Regions from separate parts of the Homo sapiens genome. Here region 1 is linked to region 2. A link is an interaction called in ENCODE POLR2A ChIA-PET data of the cell type or tissue named here. Cell type or tissue: endothelial cell of umbilical vein. All regions are shown on one strand. Each heading gives the region's core, and the rest is flanking DNA. Links, peaks and the distances in the headings are about the cores only.

Evidence for each region. ChIA-PET counts read pairs that join two places held together with the same protein. Peaks named below come from ENCODE experiments on the same cell type or tissue, not always from the same donor. Only the 100,000 strongest peaks of a DNase experiment are listed, where the experiment ranks them.
Region 1: POLR2A ChIA-PET joins it to region 2 with 5 read pairs; 9 of 35 experiments call an interaction of 5 or more read pairs at or near these places.

The regions. Positions count from the first base shown.
Region 1 is chr16:74,866,346-74,871,717 of GRCh38, forward strand. WDR59 (WD repeat domain 59) reads right to left here. Exons shown (of 26, transcript NM_030581.4): 26 at 5,017-5,372. Among named protein-coding and RNA genes, the nearest start is that of FA2H, 94 kb to the left of the region's middle. RefSeq lists a silencer at 1-160 and an enhancer at 5,126-5,372. In endothelial cell of umbilical vein, for the core only: no CTCF peak of the experiment used is centred there; a DNase peak (open chromatin) is centred at 2,336; H3K27ac peaks cover 1,674 bases.
Region 2 is chr16:74,726,291-74,731,662 of GRCh38, forward strand. FA2H (fatty acid 2-hydroxylase) reads right to left here. Exons shown (of 7, transcript NM_024306.5): 3 at 954-1,096; 4 at 1-41. Among named protein-coding and RNA genes, the nearest start is that of MLKL, 28 kb to the left of the region's middle. RefSeq lists enhancers at 3,226-3,751, 3,752-4,276. In endothelial cell of umbilical vein, for the core only: a CTCF peak has its summit at 634 (motif pointing left); no DNase peak of the experiment used is centred there.

The sequences.
Region 1 (5,372 bases), core at 115-5,114, 140 kb after region 2:
CCAACCTCCTGCCCCTGCCGACCGCTGACCGCCCAACTCTTCTCCAGCCGTAACCACCCAACGGGTTCATTTGCCTACTGCCCAGACAGAGCCCATTTATCAAGACAGGGGAACTGTAATAGAGAAAGAATTTAATTGGCACAGAGCTGGTTGAACAGCAGACTGAGGTTTTATTACTTAAATCAGTCTCTCCAAAATCTCAGAGCCTAGGGTTTTTCAAGGATAGTTTGGCAGGCCAAGGTGCTGCTGATTAGTTGGGGGTGCAATCCTAGGGGTGTGGAACATGGTCCTTGTGCATGCTGAGTCTGCTTCTGGGTGGGGTCACAGGACTGGTTGGCTGGTAGGAACGGACCCATCAATAGTCAGAAATGCAAAAACCTGAAAAGATGGCCAGGCCTGGTGGCTCACGCCTGTAATCCCAGCACTTTGGGAGGCTGAGGCAGGCGGATCACTTGGTCAGGAGTTGGAAACCAGCCTGGCCAATTTTTGTATGTTTAGTCTCTATTAAAAATACAAAAATTAGGCTGGGTGCAGTGGCTCATGACTGTAATCCCAGCACTTCGGGAGGCCAAGGCGGGTGGATCAAGAGTTCAGGAGTTCGAGACCAACCTGACCAACATGGTGAAACCCCGTCTCTACTAAAAATACAAAATTAGCTGGGCGTGGCAGCATGTGCCTGTAATCCCAGCTACTGGGGAGGCTGAGGCAGGAGAATCGCTTGAACCCGGTAGGCAGAGGTTGCAGTGAGCCAAGATCGTGCCACTGCACTCCAGCCTGGGCGACAGAGTGAACCATCTCAAAAAAAAAAAAAAAAAAGAAAAAGAGTCATGTGGAAGGTAACCTTCTGGGGTTGGCTTTTTTTCACTCAGCGTAATTCGCTTGAGAGTCATCTAGATTGCTATGTGTATCTGATGATATAGGAGTGAAGAAGAAATTACTAAGGCAGATAGTGAGGGTATGGGAGTCCTCAGTAAGGTTTCCTTTTTAATGAAAAGCAGCTCCCAAATCATTTTGTTTTCTAATAAAGAGCAGCCTGTAGAATCGAGCTGCAGACATAGATAAGCAAACTAGAAGCTTGCACAGGTGAATGCCGGCAGCTGTGCCAATAAAAAAAAGCTACCTGGGACTAGGCATATTCAACATGGCGGCTCCATCTTCCCTTCTCTTTGCCAAACCACGCATACAGTAAGGAAGAGACAGCATGGCGCCAGCCAGGCAAAGACCCCATCTCCATAATAAGATTACGGTGGGGTGCCCAGCTTCCTCTTGTGCTAAACGTCACACCTGGTCCACCCTATCCGTGGGCGCTACGTAAATCAGACACTGCCTCCTCAATCCTGTCTATAAAATCTGCTGCACTCAGCCTCGGGCCAGAATTCCCACTCAGGTGCCCCTCTCTCTCGCAGGAGAGAGAGCTATTCTCTCTTCTCCTTCTTTCGCCTATTGAACCTCCGCTCTTAACCTCACCCCATGTGTGTCCGTGTCCTTGATTTCCTTGGCATGAGGCAATGACATGCCAAGACACGCCCGGGACCACAACACCGCTTCATTTCTGGGGTTCATTCCCTTTTATTGCTGAGTAGCATTCCGCAGGACAGAGGCTAGAGTCTGTTTAACCATTCGCCTACTGAAGGACACGTAAGAGAATTTCAGTTTGGGGCTATTAAAATCTGCCGTTTTAGTCTTTGTTTTCTGTTTATTTCCTGTGTTTCTTGTTCTTCTGTTTCTTTTGTCTTGCCTTCCTGTGGGTAGAAAGACTTGCCCTCACATATAAGCTCCTATGCTTTTTTTTCTTTTTGAATACATATTTTTAAAATACAGAGATAGGATCTCACTATGTTGCCCAGACTGGTCTGGAACTCCTGGGCTAAAGTGATCTGCCCACCTCGGCCTCCCAAGTGCTGGGATTACAGGCGTGAGCCACCGTGCCCAGCCTCCTGTGCTTTTGCTTAACTCTAGCTGCTTTCTCTCCCTGGGAAGCAGCGCTGAGGCTCCCTATACCTTCTTCATAAGGAGATGGCTTTCACCTCGTTTTGGCTTGTGTCTGTGTTTTTCTGATTTGTGAAAATAAAAATAAGCCCTACTTATGGAAATCATATGGAATCAAGGCAGACAGAACAAAATAGTAACAATATTTAAAGTGCTTCTATAATTAGAAAAAACAATCAAGATATAAAAATCTTTTCTTAAAAATGTGTGGGTCAGATAGACCTGAGTGTGAGTTGAGACACTGCTTTCCTTTTCTGGGTGTGCTACTGTGATTTAAAAAGAAACGTATATCCGGTCTCTGCCCTGGTTCCTGACATAGAACTCCTCAACCCTGTCATTTCCTGAGCAATAGGGCTGCTATTTAGTCTTTGATCCGGGTTCCTAACACAGCTCCTACGACCTTTGTAATTTCCTGAGTGATGAGTGTCTGACACAAAGCTACTAAATCCCTTGGAATTTTGTGAGAGGAACAGCTTTTGTTCTAATGAGTGGGCTCTTCGTGGGCTCCCGGACAGCCTCAGGATGGGGGCTGGTTGCCAGGGGAACCAACCCTGTGTGACTGTCCAATGTATCTCTTCATCTGGCTGCCCACCTGTATCCTTTGTAAGACCCTTTATAATACATAAGTAGCGAGGTGCAGTGGCGTGCAGTGGCTCATGCCTGTAATCCCAGCACTTTGGGAAGCTGAGGCAGGAGGACTGCTTGAGCCCACGAGTTCAAGACCAGCCTGGGCAACATAGACTCCATTTCAATTAAAAAAAAAAAAAAAAAAAAAAAAAGGAAAGAAATTCGGCACGTCTCCTAGTGAAACCTGAGTAGGATGTCATTGGAACCCCCAGTTTAGAGCCGGTAGGTCAGAAGGCACAGGTCACACAACCTAGGACTTGAGACTGGCATCTGAAGTGGGGGGCAGCGTTGTGGGGGTGAGCCCTCAGCCTGTGGGATCTGACACCATCTCCAGGTAGATGGCGTTACAACCTGGGACTTGAGACTGGCATCTGAAGTGGGGGGCAGCACAGGCTCCACTAAAAAACTCTACACAGCACCCCCAATGCCATGCTGTCTTGTCCTTGGCACGGTCCTTCCCTGTGCCCTCCCGCTCTTCCTCATTGAAAACACCCTTCATATGAACTCAGCCAAACCCCTGTCCTCTGTGCAGTCTTGGCCCTTGGTGGAGTTCCTTCTTTCCTCGGAGGCCAACAGCACATTTTGGTGTAAGCACTTACATGTTTAAGTTTCCTACTAGACTCCGCCTCCAGCAGGCCAGAGACCACATTCTGTATGGTTCATCTTTGCCCAAGTGTCTATTCTCATGTCCAGTACTTGATGAATTGTATCAGACCTTCTCAGACTTGAGGAAGAAATACTAAATTAGTGATATTGTGGCGACATAAACTTGCCAATGTGACAGAATGCCAACATGGGAGATTTAGTTCTGATTCTGACAAAGCCATTAGATTCTAAGAAGGATGCAGAAAGCCAAGTGTGTTTCCCCCACGCCCAGGACCCGCCACTGGATGCGTGAATCATACCCCATGGCTGGCGCCACCTTGAGGCTGGGCACGCAAAGATGAGCCATAAAAAAGAGGGTGTGATTTGTCACCCTGTTTGCTGAACTATTTTGCCACAATTAGCAAAACCAACCCTTTAAGAAATTGTTCAGGGGCCAGGCATGGTGGCTTATGCCTGTAATCCCAGCACTTTGGGAGGCCGAGGCGGGCAGACCACTTGAGGTCAGGAGTTGGTGACCAGCCTGGGCAACATGGTGAAACCCCGTCTCTACTAAAAATACAAAAAAAATTAGCCGGGTGTGGTGGCGCACGCCTGTAATCACAACTACTCAGGAGGCTGAGGCACAAGAATCACTTGAACCTGGGAGATGGAGGTTGCAGTGAGCAGACATCACATGTGCCACTACACTCCAGCCTGGGCAACAGAGAGAGACTCCATCTCAAAGACCCCGACACTAGGGTGGCTATAGCCTAGGTCCTCTCCTGAGTTCCTGCTGCACTAAACCATTAAAAAGGAGCTGGCTTTCTCCCCAATCCTACCAGCCACCCAGGGAACCACTGAGTAAGGGAACGAGCTCCCAGTAGGTGAACTTGGCGTCTTCAGACTGAATGCATTTTTGTATTAAATTAAACAAAACATTGTTGGCTGGGCACGGTGGCTCACGTCTGTAATCCTAGCACTTTGGGAGGCCAAGGCGGGCAGATCACTTGAGGTCAGCAGTTTGAGACTGGCCTGGCCAACATGGTGAAACCCCGTCTCTATTGAAAATACAAAAAACAGCTGGGCATGGTGGCACACGCCTGTAATCCCAGCTACTCAAGAGGCTGAGGCAGAAGAATCGCTTGAACCTCGGAGACAGAGACTGCAGTGAGCTGAGATCGCACCACTGCACTCCAGCCTGGGTGACAGAGCAAGACTTTGTCTCAAAAAAAAAAAATTGTTAAAGCAACATCAATTCTATCTATGTGACATTACCAAAGAAAGCATTATACCATTTGTGTCTTGGGGGGGTTAGGGACAGGGACAAATAGTCAACCTGGTGGTTGCCCTGAGGCTCGCCCCTTCCCCCATCCTTTCCAGTATCCTGCCTGAGCAACCTTTTGTTTCTGGTGCACAAATACGACTGCTGGGCCTGTTTTCTTGCAAAGGTACTTTCAAACATAGCTTGTATTGCCTTTATTCATTTTTTTTTTTTGAGACGGAGTTTTGCTTTGTCACCCAGGCTGCAGTGCAGTGGCACAATCTCGGCTCACTGCAACCTCCGCCTCCCGGGTTCAAGCGATTCTCCTGCCTCAGCCTCCTGAGTAGCTGGGATTACAGGCAACCGCCACCACACCCGGAAAATTTTTGCATTTTTCGTAAAGACAGGGTTTCGCCATGTTGGCCAGGCTGGTCTTGAACTCCTGACCTCAGGTGATCCACCCACCTCGGCCTCCCAAAGTGCTGGCATTACAGGCGTGAGCCACCCCACTTGGCCTTGTATTGCTCTTAAAAACAAATAAACAAACAAAAGACTCAGGTGCTTGTAATCATCTATTCTGCGGCTGAGAGAATATCGGCCATGGCCCGCAACCAGACAACCAACCTGTTTCCAAACATGAATATTTTAAAATATTAGACTTTTGTTCTGGTAACTTGGAAATTCAAAAGGAATTTCCGTATTGAAGGATGACATTATGTAATATTTTAAACTCGAAATTTCTTCACACCATTAAGGTTTTTCAATTTTGAAAGTCAATGTTCCTCCAACAATAAAACAAGAAAAACATCTCATTCTTGATGGGGACAGATAGGGACAGGTTTTTACACTAACTTGAGCAGTGGGGAACAGGAAAAGATTGCTCTCTGCAAATGGTGTGATTTCACTGAGG
Region 2 (5,372 bases), core at 290-5,289:
GATACAGCACCAGGGGCACCCAGATGATGGGGACACTGTACCTGCAGGAAGGCCATCAGGGTGAGAGAGATACATGCACAGGAGCTTGACAGAGTACAGCTTTCTTTTTTTTTTTGAGACGGAGTTTCACTCTTGTTGCCCAGGCTGGAGTGCAATGGCGTGATTTCGGCTCACTGCAACCTCTGCCTCTGGGGTTCAAGTGACTCTTCTGCCTCAGCCTCCCAAGTAGCTGGGATTACAGGCATGTGCCACCACACCCAGCTAATTTTGTATTTTTAGTAGAGATGGGGTTTCACCATGTTGTCAGGCTGGTCTCGAACTCCTGACCTCAGGTGATCCACCCACCTTGGCCTCCCAAAGTGTTGGGATTACAGGCGTGAGCCACCATGCCCGGCAGGGTCCAGCTTTCTTAGAGACACATAACTCAACTGGATTGGGGACAAGATGACACCAAAGCATATGCAGAATGCCTATGGAGACCTGGGGTCAAAGGGACACTGGTACAGGGAGTGGGGAAGAGAAAAGAGGAGAGAGGCTGTGAGTCCATCTGCCTCCTGTCTCTGAGATGAGTTACTGGCAGAAAAGAACTGTGTCCCCAGGGCTACTGACTCTATGCAACTGGTCAGATGCTGACCTCTTGTGGCAGAGGAGCTAATTGCAGGCAAAATTGTTCCCATGCGCATCGTGGGCAAGAAACTCCTCATAAGAGTCTGGAATAGACCAGAGGTGGCATTCAATGTAGTTTCTGGCTACATGCTGGGTTGTGACCCACCCAGTGGACAAAACCATGCATAGGGATGAATTATTCCCATGGCATGTTCCTCCCTCCCTGACAGCTTTACAGCATAGACCTGGGCTCTGGGGAGGGACTCAATTGCCCCCTCCCTTTCCATATCTGATTGGCACCGTCAGAAGAGAGGGACAGCCTGCCACAGGCTCAGGGAAGAGCTCACCAGACAGTCTTAGAGAGGCCCTCAATGAGGTCTGAGTGGAAGAGGCGGATGGGCCTGGTCACCGGCTGGTGAACCCACTCATCGTACTTCTCTCCCAAGTGGCCCACCTGCCACAGGAGAGGCTTTCGCCAGTCCACCAGGTCCTGCAAGAGATGAAGCCAAGTGGACGTTTGATATTCACGTCTTCCCATATTCGTTCTCCCATTTCCTCGTTACAGCATCCCAATCCCCTGCTCCTACCTCAGCTCCTGTGATCTGTGTGGGGCCACCCACCCTCCTGCTTCAGTGATCAAGAACTGACCAAGCTGCTCATCCCAGCCCCCAGCCACAGCAATAGGATCCGGTAAAGGTTTGCGACCTAAGCTGGTGTGATGAGCCATCAGATGATCCCTCTTTCTGTTGGAGGTGCTAAATCGGCAGGGCATGAGCCTGGATTTACTAGCAGAGCCTGCCTGAAGATGCCACCAGCACAGAAGATGGCCAAACCAAGAGCTAGAGAGACAGAATCTCAGTGATGATATCTGAGCATCCAGATTCAGCCACATCTGAAGTTTAAAGTCTTGCTCAGGACTCTTGAGGTACAGGAGGTAATACATTTTGTATCAGGAATGAAGTGGGCTCTTTTCCCCAGGCTTCTTGGTGTTGGCCTGGGTAATTAATTCATTCAATCATTTATTCAGCAATTTATTTTTTATATATATATTTATTTCTATGCTAGGTGCTGGGAAGAATCAACAGGAATGAAAGAGGCCAACCTTGTTTCATGTAGCTTAGTGCTTACAGTTAGACTCGGAAGTCAGGCCTGGGTACAAATCCATTTGCCATTTACTGTGTGATTTCTGGAAAATTACTTAACCTCTCTGAGCCTCAGTTTCCCCAGCTATAAAATGGAAGTAATTGTTGGTTGCAGTAGCTCATGCCTGTAAACCCTGCATTTTGGGAGGCTGAGGCAGGATAACTGCTTGAGGCCAGTAGTTTGAGACCAGCCTGGGCAATAGTTCGAGACTCCGTCTCTTCAAAAATAAAAAAATAATAACGGTACCTGCATTAAGTGCTCAATGAGATGTGGCATGCCAAGCAGGATAGTTTAGTGGAGATACAAAGCAGGCTGAGATCCAGAGGCAGAATGGCTGGTACAAATGCCCGGGTCACGGTAGGCGAGGAGGGCTTTGCAGAGGATCTGGGTTTTGGTTTGGAGTTCATCAACATGGGGGATTTGACAAGGGGGAGAGAGGAAAGGATGACAGGGAGTGTGGGCACAGATGTAAAGTTGAATATGGTTGTGGCCTTTCTGGCACCTTAACAGTGCTCTGTGGGCAGCAGGAAAAAAGCTGCTGAAGGCTTAGATGATAGAACACCCTGTACCACATCCAGGAGTTGCTTATTCTCCAGGCCTGTTGTCTCCAAGGCAAGGATGTACGTGTACTCCATCGGTACTCACAGGCTAATCCCCAGAGGCAGGGAGAAAATATTAACGACCCTATTTCTATTGCTATTATTTCTATTTATTTGTGTTTGTAATATATTTATCTCTTTCTTTTTTTTTTTTTTTTTTTTTGAGACAGAGTCTCGTTCTGTCGCCAGGCTGGAGTGCAGTGGCATGATCTCAGCTCACTGCAACCTCCGCCTCCTGGGTTCAAGTGATTCTCCTGCCTCAGCCTCCTGAGTAGCTGGGACTACAGGCACGCACCACCACGCCCAGCTGATTTTTGTATTTTTAGTAGAGACGGGGTTTCATCATGTTGGCCAGGATGGTCTTGATTTTTTTTTTTTTTTTTTTTTTTTTGAGACAGAGTCTTGCTCTGTCACCAGGCTGGAGTGCAGTGGCACGATCTCAGCTCACTGCAACCTCCGCCTCCCGGGTTCAAGTGATTCCCCTGCCTCAGCCTCCCAAGTAGCTGGGATTACAGGCACATGCCACCTCGCCCGCTAATTTTTTGTATTTTAGTAGACAAGGGGTTTCACCATGTTGGCTAAGATAGTCTCAATCTCCCGATCCTCGTGATCTGCCCGCCTCGGCCTCCCAAAGTGCTGGGATTATGGGCGTAAGCCACCACACCCGGCCTCTTATTTGTTTTATTAAGAGGTGGGTCTTGCTGTGTTGCTCAGGCTGGACTTGAACTCCTGGGCTCAAGCGATCCTCCTGCCTCAGCCTCTTGGGTAGCTCAGACTACAGGAGCGTGCCACTACGCAGGCTTTATCTCACCTTTACACGGCATTTGAATGTTTTCTAATGCACAGACTGTGAGAGTACATTAACACATGCAAATACTTTAGAAATAATTTAAATGGACACATAATGGAGAGTGTGTGCAGAAAGTTTCACTCATAGGGATGCAAGCTCAGAAAAGTTTGCAGGTTTCAGCTCCAGGCAACTAGAAGCCCTTGAGGATTTCTGACAAGCCAGTGCTGGGTTAATCTGGACCGAATCCAGGAAAGAACAATGAACCTGGAGTCAGGGGAACACCATTAGAGCCTGGCTGTGCCTTTGACCAGCTGTGAGATCCTGGACGTGCATCTTTTCCTCCCGGAGCCCCTCAGTGCCCTCATCTGTGATGCTGGTGGGCCCCAATCTGCCACACACAATCGGAGTGAGGATGAGGGTGTCTCGGTGGATGCTCAGCCAATCTTCAGCACGGGGAGTCAGGCAGCCACTGCAGGTGGGAAGTAGGGGAACCACAGGCAGGGAGAGGAGGGGAGAGGAGCAAGGGCTGCACGTGGAAGAGCTTGCAAGCCTGGACGAAACAGCCATCAGTGATTCCAGAAACCTCCTTCCCCTGGCCCTGGCTGCAATCTCATCCTTGTACAGGCCTCTCCACCAAAGCCTGCAGCCACAGCGGGTCTTCCAGGAACTAGCCCTTACATGCCCCCCAGCTGCTCTGGAGGTGGAGCTGGTCTCGCCCATCACAGCCTGGGAGCAGGGGGGTGGGGGTCCTGGGAGCAAGCAGGCAAGGCCACTGGGTTTCTCTCTGTGCCTGTGACCAGGGTGAAGGGCCCAAAGGAAGCTGTGGCTTCTGCCATGTGAACTTGGCAGGTCCCAGGTACTGGCTGCCTTCCTGTGGCAGGGGTGGGGGTTGGGGGGTTCACTTCCTGCTTCTCAGGCTGGAAGATGATCCAAGTCAGCCTGGAGCTATCCCGCCCTGGCACTAACTAAATCAAGCAATCATCCAAACTCCACCTAGTCGCTGCTCCCTTCCTTACCCCAGTCTCCTTGACCTCAGCCCTTGAGTCTAGCAGCAAGTGGAGTCATTGGAAGTGTGCTGTCTCATTCCCTCCAGTCCTCTGCCCTAGGTCTGTAAACACACACACACACACACCCTGCACCACCACAACCGCTACCACCACCATCAGGAAAAAGAACTGGAGGAACCAGCTGGTGGCCTGTGTTTACACCTTATCTTGCGGCAGTCTGCAGAGCCCCACCTTAGAAGAAGTTGGGCCAGGGTCAAGGCGAGAATGTAAGGCTTTGTCCCAGCTACAGTAGCACTCAGAGCTAATCCCCATGGAGCCCTGGTTATGTGTCAAGCATGGTTCTAAACACCTGACACAGGTTCAGTCACTTGATCCTCGCCATACCCCTAACTAGGCGTGTATTCTAACTATTGTCATTTTGCAGTTGGGGAAACCGAGGCTGAGTAATCTGCCCAAGGTCGCCCAGTTATGTCTCCTTGATGAGTTGGCCCCTTTACCACTGGGAAAGAGCCATCTTGGGCCCTGGAAATACTCCTTCTCCCGAAGTCCGCTTGGGTATTAATAGAATCACACTGGTTTCCTGAAGCTTGCTGTGCGCAGGATCCCTGTTTTCCCATACTTTTACTTTCAACCTGTGTATGTCTTTACATTTAAGGTGCATCTCTTGCAGACAGAATATAGTTGGGTCTTCCTTTTTAATCTAGTCAGACAATCTCTGCCATTTTTTTTTTTTTTTTGAGAAGGAGTTTCACTCTTTTTGCCATCTCGGCTCATCGTAACCTCCGTCTCCTGGGTTCAAGCGATTCTCGCTGCCTCAGCCTCCTGAGTAGCTGGGATTATAGGCGCCCACCACCACGTCTGGCTTTTTTTTTTTTTTTTGTATTTTTAGTAGAGATGGGATTTCACCATGTTGGCCATGATGGTCTTGAACTCCTGACCTCAGGTGATTCTACCCGCTTCCACCTCCCAAAGTGCTGGGATTACAGGCATGAGCCACCACACCCGGCCATCTCTGCCTTTCAATTGAAGCATTAAATCTATTTACATTTAATGTTGGAGTAGGTCTCCTCTGGTTTTCTTTTCTCATTCTTTCCTTCTTTTTTTGAGACAGGGCTTGCTCTGTCACCCAAGTGGGAGTGCAGTGGCCCAATCTTGGCTCGCTACAGCCTTGACCTCTGAAGATCAAATAATCCTCCCGCCTCAGCCTTCTGAGTAGCTAGGACTACA